2 separate regions of the Homo sapiens genome follow, and region 2 is linked to region 1. A link is a contact called in ENCODE Hi-C data. All regions are on one chromosome and are shown on one strand. Each heading gives the region's core, a stretch centred on a gene start or an enhancer-like site at or near the end of the contact. The rest is flanking DNA. Distances are from core to core; before and after follow the strand shown.

What was found. Hi-C counts contacts between places; a loop is a spot of excess contacts on that map. Pooled maps may share reads with other maps.
Region 2: a pooled map shows a loop between it and region 1 (5-fold over the local background). The contact joins the promoter of KRI1 here to the promoter of PIN1 in region 1. A Hi-C loop is called at or near these places in 6 of 50 pooled maps.

The regions. Positions count from the first base shown.
Region 1 is chr19:9,833,886-9,837,079 of GRCh38, reverse strand. It overlaps PIN1 (peptidylprolyl cis/trans isomerase, NIMA-interacting 1), which reads right to left and starts at 1,762. Exons shown (of 4, transcript NM_006221.4): 1 at 1,678-1,762. The coding sequence starts at 1,735. PIN1-DT (PIN1 divergent transcript) reads left to right here and starts at 2,065. Exons shown (of 2, transcript NR_183873.1): 1 at 2,065-2,216; 2 at 2,402-3,001. RefSeq lists silencers at 1,471-1,690, 1,721-2,060.
Region 2 is chr19:10,564,452-10,567,645 of GRCh38, reverse strand. It overlaps KRI1 (KRI1 homolog), which reads left to right and starts at 1,636. Exons shown (of 19, transcript NM_023008.5): 1 at 1,636-1,740; 2 at 1,856-1,929; 3 at 2,612-2,717. The coding sequence starts at 1,647. CDKN2D (cyclin dependent kinase inhibitor 2D) reads left to right here. Exons shown (of 2, transcript NM_001800.4): 2 at 229-1,186. The coding sequence ends at 588. RefSeq lists enhancers at 1-447, 1,396-1,963, 2,166-2,215, 1,964-2,531 and a silencer at 1,366-1,895.

The DNA.
Region 1 (3,194 bases), core at 513-3,012:
AGGTGGGAGGATTGCTTAAGCCTGGGAGGCAGAGGCTGCACTGCAGCCTGAGCCACACAGTGAGACCATCTCCAAAAATAATAATAAGAAAGCACTAAATAAGCTCACACATCTACAAAATGCCTAGGACAGAAACTGGCACACATTAAGAGTGGGATAGCCTTTATTATCTCTATTGTATAGATGGCAAAACGGAGACCTCACCTTTTGCATCTCTGGGAATGGCAGCAGTGGGTAACGCTTCCTGAGTGTTTACTCTGTTCCAGGCACACACAGGGGAAGGCAGGAACTGTACTCAGGTACTTCACACCCGAAAGCTCTGCTCTTAGCTACTACACCGTGCATGGTGTTGCAGAGCTAGGAACCAGCATTACTGGTGGCCCGATGTTACCCAGGGAGTGAGGGGTATGAAGGAGTGAAGACTGTGAACAAGAAACTGGAAGTAAAGACCCTACTGGGTGCCACTCCAAAGGCTGACAGTTCGCCTGGGTGACATGGAGTGTCACCCATAAAGGAAGCCATCAGGGTTGAACTGAGCAGAAACAGCAGAAATGGGCCCAGAGCTGGGCAGAGCATCCGGTTTATGCTGGAGGTCCCAGCCACAGGCCAGGGCTAGAGCAGGGTGGGCGAGAGCGCGGGTTCCAGGTGCAAATGCAGCTGAGCTACTGACTCACTCTAAAACCTTGGCAATGGGCTCTAATCTCCCTGCACCTCAGTTTTCTCATCTGAAAAATGGGGAATAGAGAATAAGGAGATCAAACCTCATGGGGTTAATGAGGAGAGTCCATGTATCCAAACAGTTCACCAGAACCTGGCACTCAACCAAGGAGAATTATTATTGCAAATGCGATTGCTATGGGCTCTAGAGGCAGCAGAGTGACTCGGGACCTGCCCACAGATGCTGGGCCTGCTCCTCAGGAGTTTGCAGTGACACGGGGAGGGGGATTTGTAGGCAAACTGCCTAGGTCCTAATCCAACCCCCGGCCCCTGAAATGAATGATCTTGGACGAGTTCCTTCAGTTTTCTGACCTCAGTTTCCTTGCTGGTAAGGTGGAAGTAATAACTACCTGGCTCCCAGAGTTGCGGCAATTCAGAGAGAACTTAAAGCGCTTGACACAGAGAAAAACATGCCCTGTTACTGGCAATATTATCATTGTGGCTAACCCTTAAATCGGGCCTAAGCACAGGGGCCATCGTCTGGCAGAATGTCACGGGCGATGTCGCAGACTCAGCATTAGGTGTACACAGTAGGGGTGTTAGCAGGGGTAGGTTGTGGACCCGAGGCCGGGCAACACCCTACGCCCTTTGCAGGGTACTGGGGTGTCTCCCTCCCAGGGGTGCCCCCGGGCCCAGCAAGGTGCAGAGACGTCCCCCGGGGTGTCAGGTGCATTAGGCCGAGAGGTATCAGCCGGGCCGGCAGGGCCAGGGCCATCGCCCCGGACTCCCCGGACCCTCACCCGCCCAGCCCCCTGCCTCAGCTTCCTCAGGCTTCCCGGCGGCTCCTGAGGCTCGCAGTCCCCACAACAGGGCGGGCCGGGGCCGTTACCCCGGGGACGACGCGGAAGAGCCAGGACCCCATGGGAGGGAGGCAGCGCTGCCGCCGCGCCCAAGGGGCGAGCTCGAGCCCTGCTTACGCGGGCCCGCGCAGTCCCGCCCCAGCCCCGACCCCCGCGGCACCTGAGCTGCGGCTCATGCGCTTCTCCCAGCCGGGCGGCAGCTTCTCCTCGTCCGCCATCTTCCCTCCTGCCGCAGCGCCTGCTCCGCCTCAGCTGCGCCGCCTGTCGCCCGCGCCCGCCCGCCGCCGCTGCCTATTGGCTAGACGCGCTCTGCAACGGGGCCTGGCGGCGACGCCCATTGGGCTCCCTAACGGTCCGGATTGGCTTTCTGGCCTTCTATTGGGTAGAAGAAAGGCTGGGCGGACCCTCCCACGTTATCCCTGCGCCCCGCCCCCGGCCAGCCTCAGCCTGGCCCCGCCCACTCGCTCTCCTCGGCTCCTGAGTGGTCCGAAGCGACGCGGGCCCGCCCTTCTCAACGCCCTTTAGCGAGCGCCAAAAAACTCCCGACCCCTTCTTGGCGCGCGTCGCCGCAGAGCCCACCCAGGCGGGATAGAGCTTATGGATTGGCTAATGCCGCAGCAACTCCCGCCTGCCTGAGCTGTTCCCGGAGGTCCGCAAGCCCCCAGCCCTCCCATGCGGAAGAGTCTGGCTGGTGCAGAGGTAACGGCGGTCCAGGAGGTACTTGGGCGGGGCGGTGCTGCCTCTGCTGTTGCCATAGCAATGCAGTTGCCTTGGAGATGAGCACCTAAGTACCCGATGCTTAAATTTGGCTCCTCCATCCTCCCTCTTCCCACCTGTTTCCCACAGATGTCCAAAGCTAACCCAGCCTCTTTTATTTTTTGCAGGGCTCAACTTTTCCCTAGGCTCTGGACCCAAAGGCCTTCCACGTCCTTTGGAACCTGCTTACTTCCTTTATTCCCTCGCAGTCTGGCTCCTTCCTCCATCCTGGGTGACCAGTGGGTGCCGACATTGACATTCATATAAGAACACGGAGGAGGTGCAGGTGGGAGGAGATGGGCTCAGTTTTAGCCAACTTAAAATAGAGTCTGCAGAGCCCGTGGGACACAGGGGAGGTATTTGGGGACCCAGAGTTGGGGAACTGTGGGTAGATATGGGAGTTGAAGACACTGACAGCAAAGGGTGCAACTACAGTTCACCTAGCATAGAACCCTATGTGACCGTTAAAAAGAATGAGGCTCAGTGAAGTGAACTCATAGGGAAACCTGCCCACAACAAATTAGACGCAGGATGCAGTAGAAGGCTAAGAGAAGTCTGGAGCCAGACTTGGGTTTAAAGCCTGGGACTGACACTTGCTATGCGACCTTGAACTGATTACTTAACGTTACTCTGTACTTCGGTTTCCCAATCTGCAAAGCGGGGATAAGCAATTACATCCTTCTGTTTGATGTGAACATTAAATAAATTAATCCACATAAAGCACTCAAGCCAGGCTCGGTGGCTCACACCTGTAATCCCAGCACTTTGGAAGGCCGAGGTGGGTGGATAACCTGAAGTCAGGAGTTCGAGACCAGCCTGGCCAACATGGTGAAACCCTGTCTTTACTAAAAATACAAAAATTAGCCAGGCGTGATAGTGGGCACCTTTAATTCCAGCTACTCGGGTGGTTGAGACAGGAGA
Region 2 (3,194 bases), core at 387-2,886, 730 kb before region 1:
TTGGGGGGTCTCATTCTTAAGGGAGTGACCAGCTTTTGGGGGGGGTCCCTATTCCCAGAAGAACTTTCCTGGGGGCTTATGCAGCTTCTCCGTTCACTAGAGGACCCCTCCTCTAGCATTTCCTGTTTCTGGGAGATGCCTCTTTCTGGATGACCCTTCTCTTTCCAGTGACCCCTTTTGTGGAACCTCCTCCCTTGAGGACCTCCTGATCCTCTGTCCCTCACACAGGTCATGATGTTTGGCAGCACCGCCATCGCCCTGGAGCTGCTGAAGCAAGGTGCCAGCCCCAATGTCCAGGACACCTCCGGTACCAGTCCAGTCCATGACGCAGCCCGCACTGGATTCCTGGACACCCTGAAGGTCCTAGTGGAGCACGGGGCTGATGTCAACGTGCCTGATGGCACCGGGGCACTTCCAATCCATCTGGCAGTTCAAGAGGGTCACACTGCTGTGGTCAGCTTTCTGGCAGCTGAATCTGATCTCCATCGCAGGGACGCCAGGGGTCTCACACCCTTGGAGCTGGCACTGCAGAGAGGGGCTCAGGACCTCGTGGACATCCTGCAGGGCCACATGGTGGCCCCGCTGTGATCTGGGGTCACCCTCTCCAGCAAGAGAACCCCGTGGGGTTATGTATCAGAAGAGAGGGGAAGAAACACTTTCTCTTCTTGTTTCTCCTGCCCACTGCTGCAGTAGGGGAGGAGCACAGTTTGTGGCTTATAGGTGTTGGTTTTGGGGGTGTGAGTGTTTGGGGGACGTTTCTCATTTGTTTTTCTCACTCCTTTTGGTGTGTTGGACAGAGAAGGGCTCCTGCAGGCCACAGCCACCTAAACGGTTCAGTTTCTTCTGCGCCTCAGGCTGCTGGGGCCTCAGACGAGACCCAAGGGCAGAGCATTTAAGAGTGAAGTCATGACCTCCAGGGAGCCTAGAAGCTGGTGGCCTTGGCCGGCTGTGCTCAGAGACCTGAAGTGTGCACGTTGCTTCAGGCATGGGGGGTGGGGGGAGCGTCCCAAATCAATAAGAAGGTAGAATGAGTTATGAGTTATTCATATTCTGTTGGAAGCTTGTTTTCCAGTCTCTTGTACAGCGTTTTAAAAGAAATGGATTCTATTTATTATGCTTTATTGGAAAAAATGTTGTAATAATTTAATGTTTTTACCCATTAAATTAAGACTTGTGCATGATCACAGCACGGGTGGCTTCTGATTTTTGAGTCTGGGATGGAGAGTTACACATCCCGGATGTTGATGGGGATGAGGACGGGGGTCGCGGATCGTGGATGTGGTGGGTGAGGGGAGAGAATAGTAATTCCCAGGGCGCCAGGGTGAGTGAGCTGGGTGGGGCAGCGGTTTTCGCTGTCGGAACGGAAGGGAAGCAGGAAACCGCGAGTGGAGAAAGGGCCCCCAGATGTCAGCTGGGTGCCCGGAGCACAGGGGGTGGGGCGGGTGGGCGGTGGCCGCGGCCTTCCCCGCAGGGGCGTAGCCGTGGGCGGTGACTGCGGTGATGAGGCGAAAGGGATCCCGGAAAAGCCAGGGGCGGGGTTAGCAGCGGTACGCCTCGTTTACAAGTGGATGCGGGCGGGACTGAGGGCGGCCCCGCCCCGTCCAGGGCTTCCTCAATGCGCGTGCGCAATGGGCCACAGAACCGCCATGCCGGAACCGCGCGGGTCGTCGCAGCTGCGGGTGAACGCGGCGTTTGCCGCGCGGTACAACCGCTACCGGGAGCGCGAGGAACTGCAGCGGCGTGAGTGCGGGGCGCATGCGCGCGGGAGCCTGCGCGCGCCGGCCGGTTGGGAAGTGGGGAGTCGAGTGGCCCCGCCGGCTGACCTGGGGGGGGGCATCCCGTCTGTGTCCCGCAGTGAAGGATCGCTACGGGGACCGAGACAGCAGCAGCGACTCCAGCTCCGAGTCGGACTCAAGCGACGAGCGCGTGGTGCGCGTCCCCGCCCCGTCCTGGACGTGCGGAGGCGTCCAAGCCCCCCTCTGCACCCCGACCCCGATGTAGACGGGGGGGAACCCCCAACCCCAGAGCGCCCTGCGGGAGCGTCCCATCCTCCGCTCCCCATCCCATGAGGGACAGACAGTGCCCCCCCTCTCCCCAGGGGAGCCAAATCCCCGTTATTTTCTCTCCCCTGCCACGATCCCCACCTGCCCACTCTGATGTGTGGGGCGACTCTGTCCCCCAAGAACCCCCCCTTTCCTCTTTCATCCTCAAGAGTCTAGCCATTTTTTAGTGTACTCCTTGCGCCACGTGGGGCGCCCAACTTCTCACATCAGCCCTGATCCTGGCCCCACTGTGCGGCCTGGCCCAGCCCCTCCCCGCTGTCTCTCTTGTGCCCTCAGCCCACCTGCCCCTTGTCAAGTCTTTGTCTTCCCCAGGAATTACCTTCTCCTTGCCCCTCACCTTCCTCTACCCATATCCTGTACCTACCTGTGGCCTGCCCCTGCCCACCCCAAGAGGGCCCCTCTCCCTCCTGCTGTTTGACCACCTGTTTGACCTCCCCAGCCAGATCCACCCCCCTCCATCCTAATCCCTACGCTGAGCTCACCTGCTGGCGCCAGGGCTCTTATTATCTCCCTTCTGAAATCTATCCCCAACCCTTTTCCTGCCCTAGGAATTTGATCCCCAGCAGGAGCGGGACTTTTACAAAACGCTCTCCTTGTTGAAGAAGAAGGACCCCCGCATTTATCAGAAAGATGCCACCTTCTATAACAGAACAGGTCCGGGGCCACTCCTGTCTAAACCTCTCCTTCCTCTGGAGCAGAATCCGGGGTCCTTTCCTGACTGTGGATTCAGAGAAGTGACTTGACTTCTCTGAGCCTCTTTTCCTGTCTGTAAAGTATATCTAACGGTAGCATCTCCCCTCAGGGCTGTTTTAAGGATAGATTGGGATTTACCCAGTTTACACAGTTCATCTGTTTTGACTATTGAATGAATTGCTTCACAAGTCACAAGTCCTTAGCAGAGCCTAGGTTATTACCTGGTGGTGGAGTTAATGACTGTGTCCTTGGCACTATTCAAGGTGGGAATTGCTGACTGAATGATTCCAACTCCACCAGGCTGGGCAGGTGGTTCAAGCATCTAATCCCAGCACTTTGGGAGGCTGAGGTGGGAGGGTCAATTGAGGCCAGGAGTTTGAGACCAGTTTGGCCAACATAGCAAGACCCCATTTCTCTTTTTTTTTTTTTGAAATGGAG